Linked DNA regions of Homo sapiens: regions 2, 3, 4, 5, 6 and 7 are each linked to region 1. The links are chromatin loops, found by intact Hi-C in ENCODE. Cell type or tissue: chondrocyte. All regions are shown on one strand. Links, peaks and the distances in the headings refer to the core of each region. The heading gives the core; the rest is flanking DNA.

Region 1 (4,239 bases), core at 1-4,000:
TGAGAGATCTTTTGGCTGAGTTTACTTATGACCTAACGGTTAGTCACCAACTGAGGCAGGGCACAGGATGACCAAAAAAAAAGTGTCAGTTTTTACACAACTCTGGCCTGCAAGAGCCTACGTGCTTCATAAATAAAAATAAACATACGAGCGAGGAAGGTGCAGAGCCCCGGAAATATTTTTTTCTCACATTTTTGAAATACCATGCACATATATGTGGCTATTTAAGTATAACTACTAGTGTTCACTCTTACTCATTTCTACAACTTTTTTTTTTCCATTTAAAAATCGATTATTGTTACGGTTTAAACCTCGGGTTGGTCTAAAGTGACATTGTTGGTCTCATTACAGCCTCTAGTGGACAGTTAACATCAGTTTCCTGAAAAGGCTCTGACTGGTTTTGTTTTCGTTGACAAGCTTTGTCAAGGTGAAGGTTAGTACGTAAGAGCATAACCGGGTAAAATGTCCCCTCACCCCTATCCTCACCCCCGCCCCCAACACCCTGCTTGGCAAAGACGACTTCAGAAAGGAGCAGAAGCTTGTTGGCTTTATATAGAAAAGACGTATGCTTTGTGCTGCAGGTATTATTATTACTGGACTGTGAATAAACAGAAAGCTTCTGCTATTCATTTCAGTTTCAGACAGCTTTCATAAAAACTAAATTCATCTCAAATATTTTTATAACAGAAAATATTGGTTGCCATGTTTTTGGCTTAACTGCGATGTTTTTATTCCAACTCATAATCTGCAAACTGTCCAATCCACCTCCACTCTATTTTTAGACATCTTACATTTAGATAATTTTCAGTTAAAAAAAAGCTAATATTGTAATTTTACGTTGGCACAAGCAGTTAATTTACGTGATTTTAACAACCTTAAATTAAAACACATAATTCAGATTACAGTTAGTCAATTAATTTAAATGTTCTCTCAAGGAAGCTAAATATGTATATTACCCAAATGGTAAAAACAATTAATAAGAAATGTGTCATTTACTTTCTTAGCCATTAAGTTTAAAGCCATAAACTGCCACCAAAATCTGTAACTATTTCTTCCTGCAAGATCCAACATAAACACCATACTCATGAAACTGTCTCATTACCTTTAGTACTGAAATATTTTGTTTTCAGATGGCAAAATATTAAGTGTACAATCACAAATAACAGGCACTGATTCTTTAGAAACAAGACTTTCTCGTGCAAATAAAAACTCAATGAAAAAGGGCAGAGCTTCCAAGAAGCTAGTAGACAAATATATAGTACTATAGTCCTACTCATAAGGCTGGTGTTATGTTTGTAAAAGCATAAGTCAACCTTTGAAATTACAGGAAATCGATAAATAAGGCCTGATGAGCTTGACTCGTATCCTGTGTCATAGATTGCTTAAATACCATGAAAAATAATTGTAATCACATATCTATTTTACTGTTTTGGTGGTATCTACTCTTGAAGGTGTTAAATGGGCCAGCAAGTATATATTATATAATTACATATTACACCCTTACTTAAAGTGTAGTTTTCAAAGTCGCCACAGCAGCACTTGGGAGCTTTTTAGACATTCAGAGTCAAGGGTTCTACCCCAGACATACCAAATCAGAATCTGCCTTTGAACCAGGCCCCTGGGTGATTTCTAAACACATTATCATGTGAAGAACACTGGTCTATACCACAGGGATCAACCTAAATAAATTTGGGCACAAGTGCAGAAGTTAATTCCTCTATTTATTTCTTTTTTGCTCCTTTTTAGTAAGTACAGCCCTTATTAATTTGTGCTTTTCAATGAAAAATTATTATGTTATATGCTTTGGATAAATACTACTGCACTGTAAGTGCACACATCTGCATCATTATTGCCAAAAAAGAATGCTCTGCTGAGGAATGTACTGGGGTCTTGAACATGAACATTTTCTTCATGGCAGCAGAGGGAGCACAAGAGTGCTTAATAAAACCAGTGCACAGGTCTCTCCAAATCATGACAGATTTTACATTGTAGTATATGTTTTCATTGGAAGTAGCCTGTTATGTAGTTCAAAATGAAGCAAATCAACTGAGCAAACACAGATAGGCTTACCAGGTCATAACAACTATGTAACTGAACAGATTGAAAGTTGAATAAAATAAAGATAAACTTCTTTAGAGTTTTAGGCTTGAATTCTTAAAAGAAAGTGGACCTCAAAAGTGAAAAAGATGCCTTAGCTTTGCTCAAAAACAAAGATAACACAACACAGAATCAGGCAACCCTAAGATGCCTTAGCTTTACTCAAAAACAAAGATAACACAGAATCAGGCAACCCTAATAGTAGCTCCTGTTTATCTAAAAACAGAGTCAGTTCACTGGACCCTACATCAGGTAACTTAATTTCATTTGGTGTCATACATGTTGGTTAAGGTCCATGCGCCTTTTGCTGTGTTTACACTCAGAATAATTTTAGGGGTTTCTCCTTAATGCTTGCAGTGGTGAGGATTTAGGTTTCAGTTATACCTACGTAGTATTTCATACTTTTCACTACTCTTCCATATTGCATCCTCAAAAACTCCCTTGAAGCAGATAACATACTTGGTAAAAGCCAAGTATCCAAAAAGTTATGGAACCACATCGTGCTTTCATAACATTGAGTCATTTAATTGTTTCAGTAGTGCTTTGAGGTATTCATAAATGAGGGAAATTATACAGACTAAAGATCCAGAGCATTTTTTACAGTTTTAAAGGTTTTTCAAAGTTATTCTTAGATAATATGTTTATATATTTATTATTTATTTACAAGCAGTCACTTACTCTGCATCTACAATAACTAAGACTTGAGAATATAAAATTGAGTAAGACATCTTAGTGTGCAAGGAGATCAGAGCAGAACAGATCTTACCTTTGGAAAACTGTTAATTTTTACCACGTTGAAACACAAAGATTCATAGTTGATGCGATCCAGCACCTGCCAGAATCATAGCAATCAGACTTCCAAATATGAGAATCAAACATTAGAATCATTAAAAATTTGAGAGGCGGGGGGGACAGTTGTACAACTCTTGAGCAAAAGTTGACTTATAAGCTAATATTAATATTTCAAATTTGTACGACAAACAAATGTGAAGATATAATGTGTATTTTATTTGAATGTCTTCCCTATCACAAAATCACATGAGTAAGTTGAGTTGGTAAACATTTATTTATTTTTATCTTTTCTAAAATGCTGAAAAGAATTTTTCTCCCACACTAAAGAGGGTTTGCCAAGTTTCTGCCTGGAGCAATTTGTTATGGCTGTGTAATAAATCCCAGAAAGTTTGAATTTTTAATGGAAACACTGACAGAATAAAGAGGGTGTAATCCTACATATGTCATTTAAAAATCTGAGCAAACCATAGTGTGCTTGCAAAACAAATATACTTTCCTTAGATTGCACTCACAAATAAGGCTGGGGAGACCACAAAAGTAAAACAAACTCAAAAGTGAAAAACACTCACACAATAGACTCTGAGGTCAGCTCACCACACCCAGACTAAAGTCACTGGGCTCTGTGCGTGTCACCAAGACTCTTAAAAGACATACTTCTGAATCATCTTTCTTGACCCTCCACCAAACTGTAGCAAGACAGGCTTCCTGGGAATGAAAATGACATTAGCATTAGTCAAGAGTGAAATTAAAGTCATTGTACTCAAACATCTGCCAACAGTCTGTGATTTCATAGTACCCACCTCTGAAATAAGACTCTGTCTACAATTAAAAACAAAGAAAAAAAGGTACTTTAGGTCTTCACTATCCACTATGTCTACTGAGCACTTGAAATGTGTGATTAGTCCAAATTAACATGTGCTGTAAGTGTGAAATATTCCTCAGATTTTAAAAACTTGGTATAAAAAATACATATTTTACATATAATATATATTATTCATTATTCCTATATTATTAATTTTATGTATTATATATACACACATGTAATATCTCCATTTTTACATTGATTAAATGTTGAAAATATTGGGTTATTTTTTAATAGTGTACATTGGGTTAAATAAAATATATTATTAAACTTCATTTTACCTGTTTCTTTTTACTTTTTTTTTTGAGACAGGGTCTAGGTCTGTCACCCAGGCTGCAGTGCAGTGCAGTAGTGCAGTCTCTGCTCACTGCAACCTCCACCTCCTGGGCTCAAGTGATCCTCCTACCTCAGCCCCTGAGTAGCTGGGACCACAGGCATGCGCCACTACACCCAGCTAATTTTTGTGTCTTTTGCAGAGACGGAGTTTC
Region 2 (4,470 bases), core at 249-4,248, 200 kb after region 1:
CACAAATGGATTAATGCCATTATAAAAAAGAGTTTATGGGTTTGCTCTCTTCTGGTCGTCAGCCACATGAAGAACAGTGTTCCTCCTCCCTGAAGGATTCAATGTTTAAGGAACCATCTTGGAAGCAGAGACATGCTCTCACCAGACACCAAACCTGCTGGTGCCTTCATCTTGGACTTTCCAGCTTCCAGAACTGTAAGAAATAAATTTTAGTTCTTTATAAATTATCCAGTCTGTTGAATTCTGTTACAGCAGAATACTACAGGACAAAGACGCCCCTTTTTCATTATACTCTGTCCCTAGGCCTTCTTTCTGTCCTTGAATTGCCCAAGTTCATTCTCACCCCAGGGTCCCTTCCACTTTCTGTACCTGTGCACTGGCTGCCTGTCTGCATGTCTAGTTCTTGTCATCTTCCAGATCTTAGCTCACACGTCATTTTCCAGACATGTTTTGCTTGATCATCCCATCTTAAGTAAGATTAACAGTGTGGCCCTCCAAGTCACCCTGTTAATTTCCTTTATTGCATCCAACACTATCTGAACTACCTCATCTGCTTCCCTGCTCCTTTTTTGCCTGTGCCCACATACCAGAATGTAACCCTCATTAGGGCAGGACAGAGGATTTGCCTCGCTGCTACATCCCAGCACCTGAAACAATGCTTGGCACATAACAGGCTCTCAGGAAATATTTGTTGAATTAATGAATCGTTGAATATGTTCTCACCCAAGTTTTTTAGACTTGTTTTAAAGAGTGGGAGGATAAAGTGAAATAAGTAGCTCTAAGACAATTATCAACTTCACTCTATAGGAAAGGAGAGAGCCTTGCTGAACTGAAAGTGACATTGTCGTTGCTTAGGTATGAAATTGACACTATTTCTGAAAAAGTTCTTTGGTGTTCTTTATTTCAGACACAGCCAGGCCTGGAAAATAGGGGATTCACTGTGTGTTTTGTGCAGAATGGATAACAAAATTAATAATAACATTAGTGATAACAGCTTATATTTACGTAAGTGTTTGCTGTGCATTGGGTACTGTTCTAAGCATTTTAATCCTGATAGTAACCCTTGCTTAGGTACTGTTATTAGTCTCCTTTTAACAGATGTGTAAACTGAGGCTCGGAGAGTTTAAGCCATGGCTAGTCAATGTCAGAACTCTGATTCTCACTTTGGGAGTCCGGCTCCCCAGACGCTGTGCTGCCTCTACTAATAAATACATCTTTTTGATCATGGTGCAAGTGACTGGTGAAATCGATGGGCAAATTCGACTTTCCTTTAAGGTTTGCCAGTAGGTCTGAATGCTCCTTAGAGACCGTCTTGAAACGTGTTAGCCAGCCCAGAAAGCCTGTGCTTGGGGCTTTGGAGTCCAGGGCTTCCAGGCAGAGCTCTATGCTACCTTCCTTCCCAGTCTCTGGACACCTATTTGAATCTCTCTGACTGACACATTTCCTTGCTAAACCTTTACAATCACTCAGACTCAACCAGTGTCGGCATTCTGGTCTGCCATGCCAACGTGACACCATGCTGGGTACTTGGGCATGCGTGGTTGGTATTACCTTAGGTACCTACATTTTTTGCTCTCCCACCTTCCTGTGGCATCTATCCCATTTTTGGAATTAGTGTGCTCCCTTCATGTTGCTGCTTTGGATTCATCAAATCTCTGAAATAACACCTGGCCACTACCTCTACTTTAAGGCTGGCTCATTCGAGAAGGCCTGTTTTAAAAGGTCAGTGTTGTTATTAGTGGAGAACAGCAGTAGCAAAAGCAGAACAGAGTCGGAGTATCAGTGCTCTGGTCAGAAACTCCCTGGGGATCGGAGCAGAAGAAAGAGCATGGAACCCTTTCTTGGCACATTGCTGGACCATGGACTTGATGCAATAATCTGTAAAAGCACACCCATAATACATGCAGTAGTCACAGATTTCTTCTCCCTCCTGCTGGAATACTGAGTTGGGAAAATCTTCCGAGCCTGAGCTGGCATGTTGCTAGCGAGGCAGAGATTTCAGGTGAGAAGTAAATGTGCAGAGCGGATGCAGTGACCTTTCTTATTTGCAGTGTTTTCATTCTGCAGCTTGCACGGCAGGGACCCTGACATCAGAGGCTCTGATGGCCCGAGGCTGTGTTGGAGAGGAGATAAATTAGCCTGCCCTACTTCCAGAGGCTCGAGTAATCTACGTGCAGCACGGAACCTGGGCAGGGCAAGATGTGTGTGGATGAGCGACCTCTCGTGGCTGGTAGTGGGAGCTGCATCGCCTGTTCCGACCGGCTGGAGGAAAGTAGAGGGGACCCTGGGTCACACCATGGTCTGTGTACCCAGTCCGGTCCTGGGTGTTAGGGAGGATTCAAAGGAATTACACACAGGCAAATCTAAGGAGCTTATCCTCTGACCTGGGGAAATAAAAGGAACATACGGTTTCTCTATCGACTTGAGGTCATACGAGTTTCCTAGAAGGGAGAGACCCACACGGATCAGAGTAATCCAGGAAGCTGAGCCTAGAAGGATGATTGGACTTCAGATAAAAAGAGGGAGGGCATTCTGGGATAGGAGAAGAGCACAAACAAATCAGGCAGGAAGAAAAACCTTGATGACATAGAACAAAGATTTTGAATGAAAAAAAAAAATGTTGAATAGTTTGGGGTTTATAGATGCAACTGAAAACCAAGCGATGTGGTAGGGAAACCAGGAATAGAAGGTCCTGCCCTCATAAGCCTTCGTAAAAGACCTCCTCAGGTCTCCGCTGCAGAAAAATAGCCTCACCACGCAGCCTGGGCTGCTCTTTCTGCCCCAGCGTTTGGTGCGTTGTGGACCTATCATGACAAAATCAGGGTTGCAAGCTCAAATGCCACCGGGGCCTAACAGTTAACGTGAATGCATAAAACAGACTGGGTGGGGGATTCTGGCATTTCCGAGATGTCGACTTCAATTTTAAATTTTTCGGTGACATTTAGACAGCCTAGAGTCATGACTAGGATTGGAAGTAGTGGAGGCTGTAACAAAAATAGGAGGGCTTGGGCCTCTTTACAATAGGCAGCAATGACTCAGCTCTGGCCGGTGCTACCGTCAGGGATATTGCCAAGTATTCCAGGTATTCAGTAGAAGCATATACATTATGTAAAATGTAATGGAAAATCTCCCCATGTTTAAATGTTGGATCGACTTTTTTTTTTTTTTTTTTTTGAGACAGAGTTTCACTCCTGTTGCCCAGGCTGGAGTGCAATGGCAAGATCTTGGGTCACTGCAACCTCCGCCTCCCAGTTCAAGCAATTCTCCTGCCTCAGCCTTCCAAGTAGCTGGGATTACAGGCGCCCATCACCACATCTGGCTAATTTTTGTGTTTTTAGTAGATAACGGGGTTTCACCAAGTTGGCCAGGCTGGTCTTGAACTCCTGACCTCAGGTGATCTGCCCACCTCGGCCTCCCAAAGTGCTGGAATTACAGGCATAAGCCACCGCGCCCGGCCTGGATCAACTTTTGAAAACATAGTATGGATCAGAAAAACCATTTGGCCTGCAAATTGTCACTTTATAAATGGGGATTTGGATTAATCAGGTTTATTCTGGAAAAGAAAATTTTAAAACACTGAATTAAGTAGATTCTTATGTTTGGAGGAGAGCTATGGATGCTGGTGGCTGCTTTCATTTCTTTTTGGTGAGAGCCGAAAGTGTTTTTTCTCTGATGGGTTCCTTGAAAAGGGCTCGGGCTGAGGTCAGGAGCCTTTTGCTCCTGTTGTCTCTCTGCCTCTTGTTAGCAAGTTGGGGTAACTTTTCTGAGTTTCTGTTTACTCATCAGTGAAATTGGCAATCTAATTCCAGGTCCTTTTAGCTCAAACATTCTGACTCCTAAGGCACCATCTAGATCTAAAATGCCACAATTCTTATTCCGAGCTGGAAGCACATGTGCTTTCCAGCTGACCTCACCTTACCTTATGCTCAGAGAGAGTTGCATTTTGTGTGCTAGCCTCCTGTGATCCTTCAAGAAAGGCAGTGTAATGTAGCAAAGTCATCGTCAACCTTGGCCACACATTGGAATAAACTGGAGAGTTCTGCAACAAACCCAATGTCAGGCCCCATTCTGAACCACCCAGACAAAGGGAAGTGGCCTCTGGGGATGGGCCCCAGGCATGGAGCTGTTTTCATGACTCCCTCAGTGAGTGTCATGGGCAGCCAGGATTGTGAATCAATGGTGTGGGCAGAAGTAGGCATTTGACCCGGTCTCTGGAATCTGAAAAAGCTGAGCAGCAGCAATGCACATTGGAATCTGAGGCAAAAGGGAAAATGTGGCCTCCTATACACACTTATCAAAACATCCACCCCTATTCTGAACAAAATGGAAAAAGTTAATAAAATCTCTACAATCAGAAATCAATGACTATATATAAAGCCTGTGTTGCCCAATCTGTTCATGCACTATTGTCAACACTCATCAACCTGGCTGGGTACTCCATATCCATGTGATGCCATGGAGCCGTGGACT
Region 3 (4,470 bases), core at 195-4,194, 200 kb before region 1:
TTAGGGTTAGAACGAAAACAGCTGTAAAAATGTCCTGACAGGAGCTGGAGACCAGCCTGGCCAACATGGTGAAACCCCGTCTCTACTAAAAATACAAAAATTTGCTGGGCATGGTGGCAGGTGCTTGTAATCCCAGCTACTCGGGAGGCTGAGGCAGGAGAATCGTTTAAACGGGGAGGCGGAGGTTGCAGTGCACCGAGATCACACCATTGCACTCCAGTTTGGATAGCAAGAGCGAAACTCCACCTCAAAAATAAAAATAAAAAAATAAAAAATAAAATGTCCTGACAAAGACTATAGTGAGCTCATCAGACATTCCTTTAATATGCTTGTTCTAAAGGGGGCAGGGGTGGAGAGAGAAGACTAGAATTGGTCTGCAGGGCCCAGCTCCTCTCAGACACCCGTCTTGGAGGAGGTTAGAAGAGTGTTCAGGGTAATGGGCCAGCAACACTAAAATGTCCCAGACTCCAATGAAGCTTCTCATTCTACCACTCCTGCAGAGATTCTTGTAGCAAATCCCTGGGTTTTTCACCTTGCCTGTCAAGCACAACTTTTTTGATTCCCTTGAAGACACATTCAGCATCACAAAAGAGGTGGTAAAGCTTACTTTCCCCCAATTATGACCATTTTTAGCATCACAGTCAATTTTCCACTGTCCACCTGATGGACCGGAGGGCAAAGCTGGCTGAAATTCACAGGTAATCCCAACTTTATTTTAGTCAAACATATCAACCTTGCCTCTTCAAAATGAAAAAACAACCTCTTGTTCCTTTCTTCTTTGTTCATAGGAGAACAAAATGGGAGTGATGTAATTAGTGGAGACAATGGGAGTGAGTAATTAGTGTGCTTTGTATACAATGTAGAGAAACTATTGAAAAATAAAATAAAAAGAATTTTATGAAATATTCTATAAAAGTCAGGCTTCCTACCCAGATGACCTTCGGAAAAATTTCTCTGAATCCCTGATGCCTTGGGTATCCAGTATGCAGTATATCTGATACAAGAGATTGGAGGATCCATGAGTTCATTCTGGGCTGTATAGTGATGCCATAACACTCATTGCTATTTTCCAAGCTTGAGAATCATTTAATATTTCCCTAAAACTATCTGATTAACTGCAAAATGGTGCACTGAGCAATGATAATATTTTTGCAATTACAGGAGTTAATTATTTTGGTTCAGACTATACAACAACCCTCTCCCACCCACCTCTCCACAGATACATTTTGCTAAGTTTTGCTTTTCTTCATTGGTAAATAAAAATGGGACATTCACCAACAAGTTCCCATAGAGCCATACTTTTCACTCCTTTCATTTAGCAAACATTGACACAATATTTACTGTGTTTAAGGACAGGGGTTAAATTCTCAATATACTGTCTCATGAGTACATAGTTTAAAAGAAATGTGTTTCAACAAATAATTTGAAAACCAAGTAAAAGTAAGAAAGGTCCCATTAAAAATGTGGACCAAAAAAAAGATAACTTCCTGGGGTCATTTGAGATTATGTCATAAGGAGAACACAGAATTTGATGTGGTCCTGGAAAAGAATATATAGAAATGCAGAGAGGGGAGGCAGGAGGATGATCCTAGGTGAAAGAAACCAGAGATGCAACAGAAGCAGAAAACCAAGGGAGCTTGAGGTGTGAGAGGAACATGTATATAATTATGGGGAAGCCTGGGCTGCAATGAGTAAGGTTAGGAAGGTAGGCTGTAACCAAGTCACAACACTCCCTCAGGACCTGGAAGATGTAAACAAGGAAGAAAAGTGGTTATACACACTTAGGCAGAATCTACTTTTAAGAATAAGTACGAAAAGGGACAAAAGAAGGAAGACATAAAGAAGAAATGATCAGAGCAGTAGAGGGTAAGAGAAAATAAAGGCAGATAAAGAGTGTTTTCAGAAACAAATAGGCTGATGCAGTGGCTCACACCTGTAATCCCAGCACTTTGGGAGGCCGAGGCAGGCGGATTGCTTGAGCTCAGAGTTGGAGACCAGCCTGGGCAACACAGCAAAACCCTGCCTCTACAAAAAATACAAAAATTAGCCAGGTGTGGTGGCCTGCACCTGTAGTCCCAGCTATTTGGGAGGCTGAGATGGGAAGATCACTTGAGCCCGGGAGGCAGAGGTTGCAGTGAGCCAAGATCACCCCACTGTACTCCAGCCTGGGCAACAGAGCTAGATCTTGTCTCAAAAAAAAAAAAAAAGAAGAAGAAGAAAGAAGAAAGAAGGGGAATGGGGAAGGGGAAGGAGAAGAAAAGAAAAGAAAGAAAAGGAGAGGAGAGGAGAGGAGAGGAGAGGAGAGGAAAGGAAAGGAAAGGAAAGGAAAAAGAAAAGAAAAGAAACAAAAGAAAAAGAAAAGAAAAGAAATGAAATGGCTGGCAGCAGCCACCGTAGGAAATACAGCCCAGAGGTCTAGGAGTAACCACTGAATAAAAGCTTACTAGTTTGAGTCCATCTTAGGCCAGTGAAGACATTGGGCCGAGAAGTTTCCAGTGCTTGGATGACAGAGAAGAACTGGTGACTAAGACTTCAGTGGGTGGTAATAATCTGGATGAATAGAACACAGACTATGTTTTCAAAACATGTTGAGGTTAAAGAAAGAATAGAGAAATGGAAATTGCCTGAGGAGAACAAGGTCAAAATAAGGGCTCCTTTAGTTTTTAAAAGACAGGCCACACCACTAGGCACATTCATAGACTGAAGAGAAGGTTTTGGTTAAGATGAAGATAATGAAAGATCAAGCAGGAGAGGGAGATAACCTAGGTGACAAAGCCTCAGAGAAGTCAGGGTAGAGAGGGATCCAGAAAACGAGGGGTCTTGGAGCCTTGCGGAGTGGGAGGTCTTCTTGCTCCTCTGGGATGCGTGAGCACAGCATGCAACACTTGTCTGCAACTGTGAGACAGGAGCAACGGACAGAATTAAAGGGAAAAAGAGAGTAGAAGGATTCATGCCTGGATTCTTCAAGATTTTAAAAAAGCAAGATGAATAAATGGTCCTCTACCAAAGTGAGGGTGAGGGTAAGTTTTGAAGAGACTGGAAAAGTTTGGAATAGATCCCATAAGAAATGTGACTATGAGCCCACTAGAAAAGCAATGATGACTCTCCTCAGATTAACAGTAAGAATTTACATCAGGACCCATCAGTTGGGTTTGGGGGCCTCTAAGCAGCTGTGCAGGTGATGGGGATCATGCAGGATTGGTGCCTGGAAAGGAATGCATGGCACTAAGCTATTGGGCATGCACAGTTAAACTTTCAAGCCATGAGGTCTAGGCTGGTTAGGGGGCAGGAATACGGAGCCTGAAGAAAGTGGCTATAGTGACCAAGAGTGGGGGATGAGTCAGGGCTCACAATAAGGAGACAACTGAGTTCTGAGGAAGAGAGGGAAAGCAAGGGGGTCAGGAGGCTATGCCCAGAGAGAACTACAGAGTCTGAGATTTTAAGATTTAGAAAGGTCCAAGTTGGGGGGTGTGAGGGTTCAAGTTGATACACAGGTCCGGGGTGTGGCAGTATCTCTGGGAAGCTGAAATGAAGGAAAGGTGAAGTCTTAAGGTGAGGAGATGAAGCAACTGCAGGGCAGAGAGAAGGGTCAGGTTAAACTTAACACCGGTCCATGACGCCGCTGCACTCAGACACAGAGGAAGTATTTCATCATCTTTTTGTCAACGGGGAACACAAATGCCCGCTCCAGGTCCAAGGGCTTAGGACGGAGCATCTGATTTATATTCCTTACTTTTTAGGATACAATTGGGAGAAGCTCACGAATAGAAAGAGAATTCTCTAAGATTTCAACAGGTGTATGATCTGGGATCATATCATGAGGGAGTCAACAGACAGCATGGACCTTGCTGAGTAAACAGGATGTGGGTCCAAATCCCAGCTCTTCTACCTTTTCAGCTGAATGACCTCCAGGCTTAGCAGCCTCTCTAAACCTCAGCCCCCGTCTATAAAGTGAGAAACATTGTAACACATACATGATGCTTAGCAGAGCGCCTGGGCATTCATACTTAGCAAAAGTTGGTTGATATTCTTACCCTTCTACAACTATGTTCTCAAGAAAAATCATTTTTGGGAGAGTGAGATAGGTAAGAAGAGAGAGGAGGCCATCGTGAAGCGAACAAATGTGTAAAATGAAAAAAAAATCACTTACAATCTTAATTTGTAACTACCTAAAAGTAGGCTGCACAGAGAAATGAAACTATGTCTACACAAAAACTTGGAAAGGAATGTTCATAGCAGCACTGTTCATAATAGTGAAAGAGTGGAGACAACCCAAATGTCCATCAACTGATAAATGAATAAACAAAATAAGGTATAGCCATACAATGTTACATTATTCCATCATAACAAGAAATGAATGACTGATGTATGCTGAAATGTGGATGATCCTTGAAAGCATTATGCTAAGTGAAAGAAGTCAGTCACAGAAGTCCGCATATTGCATGATTCTATTTATATGGAATGTCTAGA
Region 4 (4,470 bases), core at 250-4,249, 82 kb before region 1:
TCTATCAGAATGTGTAAAGTTCAAATAGGTATCAGAGGCTGCTGCCCTGCCTCTTTGCTCTGTACTCTTGTTTTTTTCTGGTGGGAGCAGAATTGGCCTGTGTAGAGGGTCAGGGGTAGACCCAGGCATCTTTGGGACACTGTAACTAATTATCACAACATTTGCTTTCAGAAGCCCCAGAAAGGCCCCCTACCCCCCAAACATGTCCTTCTGTTCCTTCCTTTTCTTTCTTTTCCTTCTCTAATCTACAGTGTGCTGAGTTCCAAAGCAAATTCTCATCCATTATACTTTTCAGCTTCTTTTTTGAAACATACATTCCTCCGGGAGGATTAACAAACTGAGATACTAACAAGCTGTGTGGTTCATTCATCAGACCCTTCAAGGGAAGAAGGACCCAGGGCAGCTCTGACACTGGGGCAGGGGTGAGGCATCACCCAAGAGAGAGCAAGGGGCAGGTTCCAGAAAACAAGGGAAACCAGTTACTGTCCTATGCTCCAACTGCCTAAACCTTAAAATGAAACAAATACAAGTAATGGGTGTTTTTCACTGTTATATACAAGGCAGCCTATTGGCCACATAATTCTTAAACAACCAGAAAAAAGCTGAAGTATGACCATCAATACGGGACATGGAACATGCCAAAAGATCGAAAGATTCTTTCTTCCCCCTCTTTAGGACTAAACAGCTGTGGGCATAAAGAAAAAATAAATTCCATTATTTTAGAAAGCATAATATTCCACCCTTCATTATTTCTTTGAGAATGGTTGGAATTATTACATCTACGAGAGGTTAGCCTCTATCGATTGAGTGATTTCATTAAAAAAATTAAACCAGTGATTGAGCTAAAATGAGTGGCCAAGCTACAAGACCAAAAATTGTGTGTGGTCAACAGGTGAGAGGAATGTGGAATATAGGAGCTACCTAATCAATTCCAAAGGAAGGGAGACATGATGATGATGATTGTTATTTCTCCCCACCAATGGGACAGTGCTCCAGTAGACCCCAGGATCTTCTATTTAATGGCTGTTGTAAGACTCTATCTCTGTTCCTCTTGGAAGAAAAGGTGCCACTGAGGACAAGGGAACAAGAATCTGTGTCAATCAACAATGCCCCTGAAGTAAACCAGGCAGGTCCGCACTGCACAGTCTCAGCTGTAATTCTATCCCAAGAAACCAGAGCACAGGACCAGAGCCACACTTAAGCCTGCAGTGTAGGGTGACGCCATGGGGCCACGTGACAGCCTGCCTCTCCAAAGCTGTTACTGTCAGTAGTATTTAGAGGAAAGGAAAAAAGTTGTAACAAGTGTAACACGAACATTAAGGAATACCAAGTCAGAGCCAATTAGGACGATAATTTGGCACTCCTGCCTCATGCATATGAAAAAGGATCCGCCATCAATGAGCAATAATGCATGGGATTTGTGGGAATGCTCTAACTTCAATACATCAAAGACGCTGCTGCACACCTCCGTCTTTTTTATTCCCATTAGCTCACCCTTGTCTGGATGAAAGAGCTCAGTGAATCAACTGCTTCTGTTGAACTGTTTATATATTTTTCAAGTCATGATTAGGCCATTAGTCACTGAGCATATTGCACAGTAAACTAGAGTAACTGCCATTATGCAACTTCCCAAGAACATACAGAGAGCATTTACAGTGAGGCCACAGTGCCAGCAAAATGTGCAATGGAGACTATTTATCAGCAATTATAAGAACTGTGCATTTAAATGCCAAATAAAATATACACGTGGCAGATACAGAACTTGAGGGGGAAAAGATGCATGATTAAAGTACCAATATTTGCTCTTCTGAATGTATTAGAGCCTGAAAACGAAAGTCCCCCTGAACCAGAAGCGAATCTTGAACTCAGTCTCAGTTAGCTTGGTTAGCCGCTGTTCTCCTTCCGAATGCCCCCATACCTGCCAACATCTGTATCTGAACACACTCAATGTTGGGTCCAACATAAGGAATTTCCCTTCTTCTTTCTTATTAAAGATTCCCAGGCCTCAGCATCACCCCCTACCCAAGCACTTGGATAATTCAGTAGAGGCCACTGGGGAGAACTTTTTTTTTTTGAGATGGAGTCTCACTCTGTCACCCAGGCTGGAGTGCAGTGATGCAATCTCAGCTCACTGCAACCTCCACCTCCCAGGTTCAAGTGATTCTCGTGCCTCAGCCTCCCAAGTAGCTGGGATTACAGGTGTGCACCACCACACCCAGCTAATTTTTGTATTTTTAGTAAAGATGCAGTTTCACCATGATGGCCAGGCTTGTCTCGAACTCCTGACCTCAGGTGATCTGTCCGCCTCGGCCTCCCAAAGTGCTGGGATTACAGGTGTGAGCCACCGCGCCTGGCCTCTCTGGGGTTTTCTGAAGCCACATAGACTTACATGTTTGAGGATTTCCCATTCAAAGTCCTAAAGAACACTAATAGAAGAAAAAGAAAGGAACATGTAAAAGTGGCATTTAATTTATCAGGACCCTTAGTCACATTCACATACATTGCCCATGATAAGCCAGTGACAAATATAATTGAAGTTTTAAAGTACATGTGCAAGGGATCAGCTACTTGAAACCTCCCAGCAGGAAAACAAGAAATAAGGGACCATGAGGAAGAGATCCAGGTCTCCACATTTACTGTACAAGTAATAACATAAGCAAGAGACTTCCTAAGAGTGTTTTATAGTATTTTACATGGCAAGACTCTTACTCTCCAGTCTGTTAATCCTCACTTTCCCGCTTCTATTCATATGCTTTATATGTATTTATTTGTTGAGTTATATATTTTAGCTGAACTTGGAATGACAGTTATTTTTAAGAGGCTACCAACATGGGTCAGGAAGAACCTCAGAAACCTGGCTCACAGTTGCTCTGGCATAAAAAGCCTTGACCGCCAAAACCAACCAGGGAGTTGATGAGATCTAGGTTTCCAAAACACCACGAAAAGGCATCTTTTGCTTTCTCCCATCTGGCCATTAAAAAAAAAAATAGTTATTTACCAAAGAAGATTCTTTTTGTAATACAATCAATCACTTCCTCCTGTGTTTAGGGTTCAAATCTAGAAGTCCATATGTCAGTCTAGCTTAGAGCAAAATGTAGCTTTCTTCACCTTGGACTAGAACAACCTATGAGAGAAAGATGGTGCCCAATGGGCCAGCACACAGCTGCTTTCTAAATTGACAGCCCTGAGCTTCTCCATGGACAGTGTTCCAAAACTAACTGTGGCTGTTAGGATAAAGAGGGCAGTTTCTCAGCTTCAGTGCCTTTAAGGTTATTTCAACTTTCCACCTCTGTTAACTACGCTGCAGAAACTTTTGACACTGAACTCTCCTTAATATCCATAAGCCAGAGATGTTCATTAGAAAAATTTCTCACTCCTCATCAGACAGCTGAAGACCTGAGTCCTTTGTCTTCCCCTATTCTGGAGATCACATTGAAGGGATTTTTGGGCTACCTGAAAGTGTTTATGACAGACAGACTCTTGGATTCAGGCTTAGGACAAGCAAACCTTTCATATGAGTCCTTAAAAACAGACAGTGCTCTGTTTGTAACTTTGAACTCCATTCTAGTACAAACATGCTTGGCAACTAGTGCCGGAGGGTTAACCAGAGAGTTTTCTTCCTGGCAAATTGCTCTGCCGCCACCATGGGTATTAACACTCCAGGATCCCTGCAACTTTCCCTTCTTCCTCTATTCCTCATCCCCTGCCCTGAGATATTATCTGTGCCCAAGCTGCAGGGGTTGAGGTCACACATCTGGTGCCAAGGAGCTGTCAGTGCCTCCAGCAGTGGCACAGTTCATGGTTCACGGTTCTTCTCCTGGCCCCTCCCTTGGTCTGGCATGCTGACAGAAAATTGTTCTTTTTTTCATCATTTGTCTGTGACTCAGAGGCAGACCATGGGGCCAACAAATCCAGCCCATGATCACGCTTGAAGGCACAGGGATATCTAGAAGTCATCCCCCAAACTTCAGGGACTATTGTCAAACCTTCTTGGGATACAGACATATTTCTCAGATCTCCTTTGGAAAGATCTTAGACTTGCTTGACAGGGGTCCTTGGAGATGATCAAATCCATAACCCTCCTCTCATTTTAAAGTTTTCTTTATTGGATTCTTTATGGGAGACCAAGTTCCTTATTGGATTGCTTCCTGTGGACCAAGGATGATGTTTTCTAGGGACTTATTGAAACTTGAGAGTCGGAAGTGGTCTGAAGGATTGTTTGATTTAGTGGTCCTGTGAACTGACATTGCCTAATAGCTGTTGTAACATAAAGATTCTCAGGTCTCAGCCCCACCCCTTACCCAAACCCTTGGCTAATTCCACAGAGGCCTGTCTCACTCTGTCGCCCAGGCTGGAGTGCAGTGGCTCTCCAGGGTTTTCTGAAGCCACATTTGAAAACCACTTATATAACCCAACTTCCTCATTTTCCTAAGGCTCAGAGAACTTCGGTTATTTGCCAAAGGCCGCACA
Region 5 (4,470 bases), core at 241-4,240, 320 kb after region 1:
TAGTTATTTTTAAATATAGAGAAGTTATTATTATTATTATTATTTTGAGACAGGGTCTCACTCTGTCATCCAGGCTGGAGTGCAGTAGCATGATCTCAGCTCACTGCAACCACCACCTCCTGGGCTCAAGTGATCCTCCTGCCTCAGTCTCCCAAGTAGCTGGGACTACAGGTGCATGCCACCATGCCCAGGTAATTTTTGCAGTTTTTGTAGAGATGAGGTTTCCCCAGGTGGGCCAGGCTCGTCTCGAACTCCTGACCTCAAGTGATCTGCCCACCTCGGCCTCCCAAAGTGCTGAGATTACACATGAGTCACCACACCCAGCCAAATTATTGTTAACTATAGTCACCCTATTGTGCTACTGAATAGAAACCAAAATTCTTAATATAAAAGTAGGCAAATTCATCAGTCTTAGCTTTATGATTTGTCCTTTTCTTATGTATTCAGAAGTTGTTTCTTACTCTAAAATCATGAAAACATTCTTCCATTTATTTGTAAATAAGTCCTGAATCCACCTGTGATTTATTTTTGAGTACTGTGTGCCTATTTCCTCTTCGAACCCTCTCATCTGGCTCCCACTTCCACCACATAACTGAAAGTGCTCTTGGGAAGGTAACCAATGGCTTCTACATTGCTTTATTCAATTCTCCTTTCCAGGCCTTATCTTAGATAATCACTCAGCAACTTTTGACACAGACGACGACTCCTCCTTTGTGAAAGATCTGTTCTTGGCTTCCATGAAACCACATTCTCCTAGTTTTTCTTTTACACATCAGGCAGCTCCTTCACCTTTGCATGTCTCTGTTCCCTTCTTGACCTCCCAGGTTCAAGCAGTTCTCCTGCCTCAGTCTCCCGAGTAGCTGGCCCTCTCTTCTTCTCTTTCTATGCTGTTTTTCCAGGCAATCTCGTCCATTCTAAGGGCTTTGTGCTGATGATCCTTAACATTGAATCTCTAGCCTATACCTTCCTCCTGAGCTCCAGCCTTGTAACCCCTTATGGATGTCTCTTGGCATCCAAAATTATTATGCCTAAAACTGAACCCTTGATCTGCCTTTCCCAATTCCATAAATGTCACCCACATCCACCCTGACATATACCAAATATCTGCTGAGGTCTTCCTTGACATCTCCCTCAACATCCAGCACAATAGCGAGTCTTACTGAGTCTCACTAAAAGGCATCTGAAATCTGTACACCTCTCTCTATGCTCACTACCAAGCATTCATTATCACCCAATGACTCCTAATCATTCCCCCTGCTTTAACTCTTGTTGCCTCCAATTTTTTTCCCAGATGAAAGCCAGAATGATCTCACAAAAATATAATTGGATCCATGTCAATCATCCATATAAAACCCTTCAAAACTTATTATTGCAGTTAGGATAAAAATCCCAAATCCTTTATGTGGGCTAGAGGATACCTTACATCAAATGACACCAGCCTCTTTATATATAATCCAGTATACCTTAAGGTCAACTTACAACACTCTTTCCCCATTTGTTTTTTTGTTTGTTTGTGTCTCTCTTCCCTCAAGCTTCAGGTTAAGTGTCCTCCCCTCTGTTATATGATCTCGTAGTAACTTGACTTTCCTTTATATCATCTAATATGATTTGTGATTAGATGTTTGTCTGAAAATTAACTTATTTTCTGTATCCCCACTAGATCCTGACTTCCTGGGGGCAAGAACCATGTCTGCATTATTATTATTATTTCTCCCATACACCCTGGGCCTAGAACAGTGCCTACTCATGTTGGGAACCCAATAAGCCCTGTTAAACACCGAGGGCACATGGAGAAGGCAATGCCCCTCTCTTCACTGAGAAGACTCATAATCTCGCAGAGTTCCTAGCAGCTGAGACTCAGAGTCTTGGGGCTGCATTCCTGTTTCCAGGAAGATGATGCTGGGGAATTCACTCCTCATGACTTCATCTTCCTTTTTTTTTTTTTCTGAGACAGAGTCTTGCTTTGTCACCCAGGCTGGAGTGCAGTGGCGAGATGTCAGTTCACTGCAGCCTCTGCCTTCTGGGTTCAAGCCACTCTCCTGCCTCAGCCTCCCAAGTAGCTGGGATTACAGGCACGCACCACCACACCCTGCTAATTTTTGTGTTTTTGTAGAGACGGAGTTTCACCATGTTGGCCAGGGTAGTCTTGAACTCCTGACCTCAGGTGATCCACCCGCCTCAGCCTCCCAATTAAAGTGCTGGGATTACAGGAGTGAGCCACTGCCCCCTGCCTGGGCTTCATCTTCCTTATCCGGAAGCTTCCCCTTTCCCTGCTCCTGTTTACATCCCCTGCCCCATAATTCCCACTACACTCCCTTTTGGGGCTAGGATTTCTTTATAAGGGAGCAGACAGCAGAAGCAGATAAATTTTCCCCACAGAAGACTGCCTGACTGTACAGGCTGTGTACACTGATTATTATTGTTACTTTAAATCGGAAATGTAATTAGTGTATTAGTACTTAATTGTATAGTAGTCTATTAGTAGCACAAAATCCATTCACCTAAGATTATTCTTGTAGGTGATTTGGACACAATAAAGTCAAGCTTATTACTATTTCATCATCGCTGTGGTATTATTGCCCCCTGGTGGCTATGCTAATTACTTAGCCCTGACCGACTGGGAGCTATTGCTCTTCAAACAGCAGCCGGGATGTTCCCGGAGGATTGTGGTACTTGCTTCTCTCCAAACAAACCTAGAGACAATCCGGGCGCGGTGGCTCACGCCTGTAATCCCAACACTTTGGAAGGCCAAGGTGGGTGAATCACTTGAGGTCAGGAGTTCGAGACCAACCTGGCCAACATGGTGAAACCCTGTCTCTACTCAAAATGCAACAATTAGCCGGGGCGCACACCTGTAATCCTGGTTACTTAGGAGCCTGAGGCAAGGGAATCGCTTGAACCGGGAGGGGGAGATTGCAGTGAGCCAAGATCATGCCACTGTACTCCAACCTGGGTGACAGAGTGAGGCTCTATTTCAAGAAGAATAAGAAAAAAACCAAAAACTAGAGACAAAAAGGGCATGAGAGCATTTTTTTTAATGAAAGTCTCTATGTCAACCCCACCCACACCTTTGTCTTTAGGGTGACCCACTCCAACCCTTTACTCCCCTTCCCCTAGACTTTTCTGTCTCTTCTTAGGCATCATTCAGTCTGGCAAACAGCTAGAGTCATGAAGCCATGTGGTCTCCAAGAACAACAGTTGGCGATCCCCAGTTTTGAGAACACCTGTAGTTCAACCTGATAGGCAGCATTTCCATGGCCTTAGGCTTTCAGGCAGCAAAAAAGTTTCAAATGTATGAAATCACAGAAGCACTGCCAGTCATCAGCCAGGTGAAGTTACCTATGATAATTACTGTGCACTCTTAGGAAGTGTCACCTGTGCACTTCGGTTTCATGTTTCCAAATGCATACTCACTCTTCAAATCAGAAACTTACCCACAAGACACAATTCAGCCACTCAAAATTGTACAGCCTGGTTCTAGCCTTTAAGATGAAATAGGAGAAGGTGGATATGGGGAATTTTGTGTCTAATCGATAGAAAATGCTTTGGCCAAGTTGAAAATATATATATATAGCAGTTTTTGCTATATGTTCTTTCCAACAGAGAGAAGCATTTCCAAAAAGCCAGAGGTAGTTGCTTTTATCCATAATGAAAGCAATTCAGTTAAATGGTCGTTCACAAAGCAGAACTTGGCGTGGAACCCAGGGTTCCTTGCTGCCTGCATTCCCATTTTTTTCTCTCTAGCACTGAATTAAGAATCAGACAGCAACTGGCTCTGATTCTTGATCCCTTTGTTACTAGCTGTGTAAGGCAAGTTATTCAAGGATTTCTGAGCCTCGGGATCTTCCCTTTATATCCATAAAATGGGTATAATAATACCTACCTTATATGTTTGTTGTAAAGAACTTATGCCAGGCACGTATTAACCATTCAAGAGGCAGTAGCTGTCATCATTACCGTAATTATTCTTATAGTTATTCAAGACCTTATGGTTGATCTCAAGGAAGAAAATAACAAAAAGCCAGTCAAAGCTCATTGTTTGCATTGGAGAACAATATTTAGTTACTTAGAAGACATTGTGAGTAACAACTGACAAATGATATCCTTCCCCTGCCCTCTTTTTCTGTCTCTCTGTGGCAGGTGGAATTCTCAAATGGACCCTAAAATTCCAGGCCCCTGGTATATGACCCTGAATAATCCCTTTTCTTTGGATGTGGGTAGAGCCTGTGATTATGATGGAATGTCACACTCATGAACAGGTTACACTGTATGGTAAAGGGGAAGGCATTCTGCAGATATAATTAGGGTTTCACATCAGTTGATTTTTGAGTTCATTGAAGGAGATATTATCCTGGGTGGGCCTGACCAAATCAGGTGAGCCCTTAATTTTTATTTTATTTATTTATTTATTTATTTATTTATTTATTTATTTATTTATTTATTTATTTTGAGACAGAGTCTAGCTCTGTT
Region 6 (4,470 bases), core at 257-4,256, 270 kb after region 1:
AGCCCCAGAGGCTGCTTGCCAGGTAGGATCTGGTTGTAACTATGATAATTAAGGAATCAAATTCCTGAGAAAAAAATGTACATAAAGAATCAGGTAGTCCCTATTGATCTACGTAGCCTGGAGAGCTGGTCCAGTGGGCAGGCTGGCCAGATGCAGAGTCCAGCAGGTAAGAAACAATACCACCTGCAAACCTGAGACTCAGGAAGTGAGTTCTGATCTGGGACACCCACAACAGTGCCGACTCCCCCACCCTTTCTGGTGTGCAGGTGGAAGGAGGGTGCATAGGTGTGAGTGGCAGATCTGGGGAGAAGGGGAAGCTGCCAGTACAATTTGCTTTTGCCTATGTAGGAGCAGAGGGCTCTGCCTTCAGGGCCAGCCAGCTACTGTGGGTCTTTACAGCAAGCACTGGCTGAATAAACCTACCTTCCCTTATGGGCCTTGACCCTCGACACAAATGCCAAGTTAGTAGCCTCAGAATTGTCTTTTCTCTTCAGAGAGAAGCGTGGAAAAGATAAAGCCAGAGGCAAGGAAAACTTCTCACTCTTCTCTGGCATGCCAGGTTCAAAGAATGCCAATAGCACCCATCATCCCACCCCATGAAGAACAGCAGCAGCCCCGAATTGGGGAAGAGCATCATGACTAATGTGCTAGAGGTTGCACTTGCACAGATGATAGAATTTATAAAAGAAATTCAACATGGGTTCTGTTATGGGTTGAATTGTGTCCTCTCAAAACAGATATGCTGAAGTCCTAACCCCCAGAACCTCCAAATGTGACTTTGTTTGGAAAAGGTCACATTCTGATGACCTTTATAGAGGTTATCAAGTTAGAATGAGGTCATTAAGACAGGCCTAATCCAACATGACCGGTGTCCTTTTAAAAAGAGGAAATTTGGACACAGACACATCCACACACAGAGACCTCCAAGTGGAGATGAAGGCAGATAGTGGGGTGATGCTTCTGCAAGCCAAGGAACGCTGAAGACTGAAGGCAAACCACCAGAAGCCAGGGGCGAAGCCTGGGACAGATTTTTTCTCCCAGTCCTCAGAAGGAACAAGCCCAGATGATACTTCATCTCAGACTTGCAGCCTGCAGAACTGTGAGAGATCCATTTCTGCTGTTTAGCCCTCATCTGTGGCACTTTATTACAGCAGTCCCTTCCCCACAGACACTAGTACTAGTCCTAGGAAAGTTCACTCAAGCTGGCAGTGGCTCAGGAGGAGAATGAAAAGGATACTGAGGCCACTCGTTTGCTTCTACTTGAGGACAAGCAGGTGCCTCTCTTCCCGCTTCTTTCTCCTTACTGCTGCTGCCACCCACACAGCCCCCAGGCTTGTCCTAGAGGGCTCTGGAGGTACACGCGAGGCCGGCGAGTTGTCATGGCAGGGAAGTTGTGGGGAGGGTGGAAATGGCGATTTCCATTCCTTTTTTCCTATTTCATGTCCTGCCTGGAACATGAAACAAAACAAAACAAAACAAGACCAAATGCCCTTGGTCAAAACACCTCTGCATCCAAATAGCCTCTGAGGCAAGGCAGCTTCTGAGGCAAGGCGGGGCATCGCCGCACAGAGGCTTGGAGCCTTTGAGGAACAAAGAGGGCTTCAGAGCGCGCTGGCACTCCTTGGCTCACCCATTGATTTTCATTTGCACAGACGCAGGCCCTCTTTTTGTAATCAGAGGGGGGAAAGCAGATCTGTGGAAGGCAAATCTACCATCAGCTGCCTAAAAATAGACCCGCCGCCTCACCACCGTGCAAAACAGGCGCCGGCCCGCTGCTGTGCGCTGGTTGCAGCATGAATTCGCTGGGCAGGGATTTGCAGTATAGACGTAGAGTTGTTCTGGCCTCTGATGCTGCGCCCGGGCCTTAAATGGAATCGCGGTCTGTGATAACTTTTGACAAGAGCTGGCAAGCTGAGCCTTTCTTTGAAATGCACTGGGGGGCTCTCGCACAAGAGCCAGGGCTTTCCAACAGGTGTGAGCTAGGGGGTAGGCCCTACAGATTATTAGGAGGGAAAGTTGTCTATGGTAAATTACCAACTGGGGGAGGTCAGAGTCAAAATCTCCATAGCAGAATTATTACTAATTGTGAAGCGCCAAGATCGTAAGAGAAGAAACCATTCTGACGTGTCATTTTTCCCAGGCCACGACATCTCTGTTAAACAAAAGAGACTCATATTTGAAGTGATGAAAAAGCCATGAAACATAATTTGAAAATTATGTCATGCCCAGCTTTGCCTTCCCTCAAGGCAAATAAAAGCCTCGGAATAAAAACGTTTCTATTTATTTTCAAATATTTGCATGGGTTGCCCCTTTAATCATCCATTCCCTCTAATATTAGTCACAAGCAGTTTAAATGGAAGCTGTTAGCATGAATGAACACTCCTTAATGGCTGGATCACTGGAGGAAGTGAGCTGTAAAGCCCAAACAGTCAGATGAAGAAAAGCAATTAATAAAATTTGCCTTTATCTCAAAGAAACTAGGATGTTTTAACTGCAGTTATGTTTTGAAGGAAACAAATATGATGGTTGATTATCACGGAAAATAGACTGAAGCCTGCCCACTTGTAAATTCACAAACTCACTTCAAGTGGAAAACCCAAGTCTGCATCCTCGAGGAATTGTACAAATGTGCATCACGAGACAAGATCTGGCCCAATGCCTAGAAGCTGGTGAGGTCACCAAACTCATTACTCAGAAAATCAGCTGTGAGCCAAGCCCTCATTCCGTTGCATTTCACATAGAATGGAGATTCCTCCGTCTTTCCCATGCTCCCACCTCCCATCATTAGAAGAAAAATGGGATTCCCAGGTATTTAACTTTAGGAATCTTACAGAGATCCAACATGGACGCTTTCACGCCACATCCTGATTTTAGCTGTGGCTCTTCTTGCTCTGTCTGGAGGCATCTCAGCAGTTAATGGGAGTGATTCACATGATCCTACTCCAATTCCTGCTATTTTAGGATACTTAGCTTTTCTTAGCCATGGATTTCTTCTGTCTAAATCTGCCCGACTGAATTGGAAGCTGCCCAGAATCTTCTTCTTTGGAAATTACATTTGTGCATCTAGGGTATATTTGTCGTTCCGCCCACGCTCCAGCCACTTTTTGAGAAGTGCAGAGCGAGTCATGTGACAGCCATCAGTGTATTTGCACCCTTTTTTGTTTAAAAACATAATCTGCATTACAAATTGCACCAATTCCTGTATGTAGTAAGTCATCATTCAATAAAAAGCACAAATGTATGCCTGTCACATTCAACATAATAAACTGCAAGTAAATACATCTTTTCTTAGTCCAAATCAGTCAGTAAATGATGTCTTTATTTTCTCTGTTATGCACCAAGTTTGCAATCAGCTTTATTCTTGATTCTCTCAGGCCAAGCCTACACAGCGTTAACTGCAGTGGAAGATTGTGCTTTTATCAGAAGCAGCTGAACACCTGAGGACAGGAACATGGCTGAAGCAATTCATTTCTCCAATTCACTTTGTTCTACTTTATCATCATCATTCCGGTATTATCATCATGTTCATCAGATTCTCCATCTAAAAAAGATTTATCACAGTGTCTGCATCTGCAGGCGATACTACAATATAGATAAAACCATTGCTCCCTGCCTGCTCCGGATGAGTTTGCAAAGAGGTATGGTATAGAAGAAACACTTTGTGCTTTGAAGCAAGACAAAACTGAGTTAAAATGGCAATCTTAGCCTGGGCAACATAGTGAGACCCCCATCTCTGCAAAAAATACAAAAATTAGCTGAGCATGGTGGTGCATCTGTAGTCCCAGCTACTCGGTAGGCTAAGGCAGGAGAATCGTCCGAACTTGGGAAATTGAGGCTACAGTGAGCCATGATCGTGCCACTGCACTCCAGCCTGGGTGACAGAGAGAGACCCTGTCTCAAAAAAATAAAAAATAAAATTGCGGTCTTATTACTTACATTAGATATTTGTTTTTGGTAATATTATTCAACCCCTGAGAGCCTTCATTTCCTTATCTATATGATGACAAGAATAGTTACCTTACAAGTTAGATGTGATAACTTCAAATTACATGGCTGTTGTGCTCGCTACACAGTGCCTTTCTGATTAAGCATTGACTAGAACAGGGTCATGTTCTTATGAAAAAAGGCAAGCTGGCCAGGCTTTATTTACTATGGATGTGTTATTAATAACGGTGATTATAATAATGGCTACCATGATCTCTTTTTATTCTATAACAAGAGGGTAAGGTCAAATATGGAACAATTTGAGCTTTAATAAAGATAATAATTGCAAGGGGGAAAGAATCAAGCATTTATCCTGACTTGCCTGTAAGAACTATTCCACTGAGTAACCAAATAGTTGCTGGAGAAACATGTCATCCCTTTGTATAGATGAAGAAACTGATAAGATAGTAAACCAGAATTTTCTCTTTTAAATTTGGATCCCTTTTTCACAAAGATCATGACCACCCCATTTGCCCTCTTTCTGTC
Region 7 (4,470 bases), core at 278-4,277, 450 kb before region 1:
CACACATCTCAAATAGGTACACTCAAGCATTCATAGCAAATCTATCTTTATTTTATAATTAGGTTTGTCATAAGGATATAAACATTCTTAAAGGTTAACTGATCATTAACCGTTAATGAAGAAATCTCACTGAGGGGTTTCTCAGTGAGAATATATATCATCAAATCTGTTGCTTGAAATTCCCTTGGAGAGGAGCCTTCTCCATCTCAAAACATGCTGTCAATGCCAGCGGGGACTGGTTTGGATGTGAAACAGAGACGGTGTGATTTTGTAGGATGATGTCATCTTCAACTGGAACAATAAGTCTGTGAATTCCTTGAATTTAAAACCCATATGGGTATTCTCTATGATGCTGATAGCTTCAAAATATTGTTATTATTATTATTTTTTTTTTTGAGATGGAGTCTTGCTCTGTTGCCCAGGCTGGAATGTAGTGGCACTATCTCGGCTCACTGCAAACTCCACCTCCTGGGTTCAAGCGATTCTCCTGCCTCAGCCTCCCGAGTAGCTGGGAGGCATAAGCCACCACACCTGGCTAATTTTTGTATGTTTAGTAGAGACGGGGTTTTACCATGTTGGCCAGGCTGGTCTTGAACTCCTGACCTCAAGTGATCTGCCTGCCTTGGCCTCCTAAAGTGCTGGGATTACAGGTGTGAGCCACCGTGCCCGGCCTCAAAATATTATTGAGGGTTCCTAATGATACATTTCAGGCTTTCCAGTTTTAATAAAAGTTCAACAAGTATACACCGAGCACCTGCTAAGTGTTAGGAACCTTAGAAGAGTATCTATTGGTTAAGACCTAGTTTCTTGCCTCCCACCAGGAGACAGAACATACACGCAAAACGGGTACATTTGGACACCAGTGACCACACTATCCGATGACGTCCACTCAGATGTCGAATGGGCAACTCAAACTTAAAGTGACCTAAAACACACCAGACCTCCCGATGTGCCCCTGCCCGGTGGCCATCCCATGTTCTTCCCCATCTCCATAAATGGTATCCCATTCTTCCGGCTGTTCAATCAAGCACCTTGGAATCATACTTTCTTCCGCTCTTTCTCTTACATCACAAACATCCCAATTATAAGCAAACTGTATGGGTTCCTTTTCCAAATACACCTAGAATGATACTATTTTTTTACTACCTCCACCACCTTTGTCCTGGCCAAGCTGCATCTCACTCGCTCGGTCACCACATGCAAGCCTGATGTGGTCTGCATGTGCCCCTTACTCCCTACACTGTAGCAACAGTGGTCTCCTTGCTGGTTCTTTAACCCCTCTTGCGCCTTCCGTCTGGGCACCTGCTACTCTCTCCATTCATTTGGAATCTTTTTTGCCTCACGTACTGTTGCCACCCACTGTCCTTTTCAGAGAGAACTCCCCTGACAGTTCTATTTAAAATAACAACCCTCTAGTTTCCATAGCTTCCTTTTTTTATTTTGAGATAGGGTCTTGTTCTGTTGCCCAGGCTGGAGTACAGTAGCATGATCATGGCTCACTGCAGCCTTGACCTCGTGGGCTCAAGATATCTTCCTGCCTCAGCCGCCTGAGTAGTTGGGACCACATGCATGCACCACCATGTCCAGCTAATGTTTTGTTGGTGAAGATAATGATGATCATTATGTAGAGATGGAGCCTTGCTATGTTGGCCTGGCTGGTTTCAAAACTCCTGGCCTCAAGTGCCCTCTTGCCTCAGCCTCCCAAAGTGCTGAGATTACAAGCATGAGCCACCTAGCCTGGCCCCTTCTCCTCTTTATACCAGGGATCCCCAACCCCCAGGCAACAGACCAGTAGCAGTCCATGGCCTGTTAGGTACTGGGCTGCACAGCTGGAGGTGAGCAACCATTCCAGACTGAGCTCCGCCTCCTGTCAGATCAGTCGCAAGCATTAGATTCTCATAGGAGCGTGAACCCTATTGTAAACTGCGCATGCAAGGAATCCAGGTTGTGCACTCCTTATGAGAATCTAACTAATGCCTGATGATCTGAGGTGGAACAGTTTCATCCCAAAACCATCCCCCTCCCTCTTCCCATCCTGCCAAAAAATCTTCTTCCATGAAACCAGTCCCTGGTGCCAAAAGGGACTGGTTATCTTCTTATGCATTCTTTTTTATTTACTTGTATATTTGTCTGTTTTGCCTCTTTCCCCAAACTCAGTGTTCTATCTCCAGAGTCTAAAAGACTTCCTAGCAAGTAATAGGTGCTCAGTTAAAATCTGAAAGAAGAGGCCGGGCATGGTGGCTCACACCTGTAATCCCACCACTTTGGGAGGCAGAGGCGGGCTGATCATGAGGTCAGGAGTTCAAGACCAGCCTGACCAACATGGTGAAACCCTGTCTCTACTAAAAATACAAAAAAATTAGCCAGGCGTGGGAGCAGGTGCCTGTAATCTCAGCTACTCTGAAGGCTGAAGCAGGAGAATTGCTTGAACCTGGGAGGCGGAGGTTGCAGTGAGCCAAGATCACGCCATTGCACCCCAGCCCAGGTGACAGTGCAAGACTCCGTCTTAAAAAAAACAAAAACAAAACAAAAAAAAAACTGAAAGAATAGTTCTGTTTGCCTTCTGTATGGAAAAACATTGCAATGGTACAAGTGGACAACAGGGGGCAATAGAGAGACTGCCTGTCTTTTTTTTTTTTTTTTTTTTTTTTTTTAACCAGCCAGAACTAAAGTGGGCTGTGACCTCCCCCAGGGAGAGGAGCAGTGCTTTCTCCAGGGTGTGGCTTTACCGCCTAACAGGCAGCTTTCTCAGCGGAGCCATAGCCACCTCACCTTGTCAGATGCTGAGGTCGTCATGATTTTATTGAATCACACTTCAGTTATTTTCTCTCCACTCTCGTTCTTGCAGCTGTGTTAGTAATCATTAAGTCATTTTATGATCTTGCTGGGGTTCCACACATTTTCCAGAATGGTTTCTGATTAAATCCCAATGAAAATAAACTCATGGGAGCAGTACCACAGATAACCAAAGCACGTTACATAACGCCAGACAGCTCAATATAGCCCATTTTTTCATCCAGTAAATATATCCTGTTTCAAACACCCTAAGCAGTAAGTAGAATAGCCTTTATAACTTTTCTTTCTTTCTTTCTTTCTTTTTTTTTGAGACAGAGTCTCACTCTGTCGCCAAGGCTAGAGTGTAGTGGTGCCATCTTGATTCACGGTAACCTCTGCCTCCCAGGTTCAAGCAATTCTCCTGCCTCAGCCTCCCAAGTAGCTGGGATTATAGGCGCCTGCCACCACACCAGGCTAATTTTTTTGTATTTAGTAGAGACGGGTTTTCACCATGTTAGTCAGGCTGGTCTTGAACTCTTGACCTCAGATGATCCACCCACCTCGGCCTCCCAAAGTGCTGGGATTACAGGTGTGAGCCACCGCGCCCAGGGATGGCCTTTATACTTTTGTAAGCTTGAGGGCCCTCTGTCTTTCATCTCTGGATGCCCTGTCGCCAGCACCTCTTGCTTTTGGGGGTGGACCGCCTCCCACCCTCCTCCACTCTTTCCCTCCCTCCTCCCACTGCTGCCAGCAAGCCCATGTGCTCATCAGTGTGGTTATAAGAGATCTGCCTACCCCTTCCTCCATCCATCCCCCTAAATCGACTCCTCTAGAACTGTCACCTCCAACTCCCATTTTGGATGGACGAACCTAGACAGGGAGACAACACCGACTCACTTCTGGGCTCATAATTATTTTTTAAATGTCACCTTCCTAATCTGACTAATGACTGGCTTTTAAGAAAAATTTTAGCTCCTCTGTATGAAAATTCAATAAAATTCCTTTCACCACTTAGTCAATAACTACTATATCTAAACACTATGCACATACACGCATATTTATGCTGTTTGATTGTATATTTCAATCTTAGATTGGTGCTATGTCTATATACACACATATGTACATATCACCAAAAACAAGATAGAAAGAAAACAAAACGTCTGTTGTTTAAATATGTCTCCCATTTCCTTCACAAGAGTCCCTGTTTTCACAAATTGCGAAGGGCATCTGTTTTACAAAACATTTTTTCATGACACTATCCCAGACATACAAATTTCGCCTGTTGCTGGGAGCAATGAATTCTCTCATAAGCTAGGTTTCAGTAAGTATGTCTTGTTTTTTGGCGAAATTATTAAATTGGGCATTCTTAACTTTGTCTGCAAGTGAAATTCTCAGTCTTGTTTTACCTGTAGAGAAAGGCCGGTCTGCTTTCCTGGAAGGCTAAGTCTGCATGGTTACGTTCTCAGCATGAAAAAAATCAGAAAACCCCGTCTCAAAGATGAAGGGGGTAAGCGAGAGACCCATTTACTGCAATGTTTAAAAATCATTAATAAAAACAGTCAAAACGCTTTGGCTGAGTGTAAGAATCTCTGTGAGTGTTCTATTTAAAACACTGAATCATGTTCACGCAAAGCCTGACTCAGTCCTTGGTGGAAGTGTTTCAGGGTTGTTCAGTAAACCCACACCCTAGCACCG

What was found. Peaks named below come from ENCODE experiments on the same cell type or tissue, not always from the same donor. Only the 100,000 strongest peaks of a DNase experiment are listed, where the experiment ranks them.
Region 2: a loop joins it to region 1, with 5 times the contacts of the local background. A loop is called at or near these places in 72 of 110 quality-filtered maps.
Region 3: a loop joins it to region 1, with 2.4 times the contacts of the local background. A loop is called at or near these places in 9 of 110 quality-filtered maps.
Region 4: a loop joins it to region 1, with 2.5 times the contacts of the local background. A loop is called at or near these places in 27 of 110 quality-filtered maps.
Region 5: a loop joins it to region 1, with 8 times the contacts of the local background. A loop is called at or near these places in 56 of 110 quality-filtered maps.
Region 6: it touches region 1 in a loop (2.3-fold over the local background); 3 of 110 quality-filtered maps call a loop at or near these places.
Region 7: it touches region 1 in a loop (4-fold over the local background); 11 of 110 quality-filtered maps call a loop at or near these places.

What each region holds. Positions count from the first base shown.
Region 1 is chr6:16,762,858-16,767,096 of GRCh38, forward strand. It overlaps ATXN1-AS1 (ATXN1 antisense RNA 1), which reads left to right. Exons shown (of 3, transcript NR_136240.1): 3 at 1-4,026. Among named protein-coding and RNA genes, the nearest start is that of ATXN1, 3.5 kb to the left of the region's middle. RefSeq lists an enhancer at 1-256. In chondrocyte, for the core only: CTCF peaks have their summits at 351, 570 and 1,886 (motif pointing right); no DNase peak of the experiment used is centred there.
Region 2 is chr6:16,962,854-16,967,323 of GRCh38, forward strand. No RefSeq gene overlaps it. Among named protein-coding and RNA genes, the nearest start is that of STMND1, 140 kb to the right of the region's middle. In chondrocyte, for the core only: a CTCF peak has its summit at 2,231 (motif pointing left); a DNase peak (open chromatin) is centred at 2,214.
Region 3 is chr6:16,560,181-16,564,650 of GRCh38, forward strand. All of the region lies in intron 4 of ATXN1 (ataxin 1), which reads right to left. Among named protein-coding and RNA genes, the nearest start is that of ATXN1-AS1, 200 kb to the right of the region's middle. In chondrocyte, for the core only: no CTCF peak of the experiment used is centred there; no DNase peak of the experiment used is centred there.
Region 4 is chr6:16,680,141-16,684,610 of GRCh38, forward strand. All of the region lies in intron 2 of ATXN1 (ataxin 1), which reads right to left. Among named protein-coding and RNA genes, the nearest start is that of ATXN1-AS1, 79 kb to the right of the region's middle. In chondrocyte, for the core only: no CTCF peak of the experiment used is centred there; no DNase peak of the experiment used is centred there.
Region 5 is chr6:17,083,983-17,088,452 of GRCh38, forward strand. No RefSeq gene overlaps it. Among named protein-coding and RNA genes, the nearest start is that of STMND1, 16 kb to the right of the region's middle. In chondrocyte, for the core only: CTCF peaks have their summits at 2,568 (motif pointing left) and 2,767; no DNase peak of the experiment used is centred there.
Region 6 is chr6:17,030,465-17,034,934 of GRCh38, forward strand. It overlaps LOC105374951 (a long non-coding RNA gene), which reads left to right. Exons shown (of 3, transcript XR_926534.3): 3 at 3,375-3,761. Among named protein-coding and RNA genes, the nearest start is that of STMND1, 69 kb to the right of the region's middle. In chondrocyte, for the core only: no CTCF peak of the experiment used is centred there; no DNase peak of the experiment used is centred there.
Region 7 is chr6:16,314,239-16,318,708 of GRCh38, forward strand. All of the region lies in intron 7 of ATXN1 (ataxin 1), which reads right to left. Among named protein-coding and RNA genes, the nearest start is that of GMPR, 78 kb to the left of the region's middle. In chondrocyte, for the core only: CTCF peaks have their summits at 2,598 (motif pointing right) and 2,861; no DNase peak of the experiment used is centred there.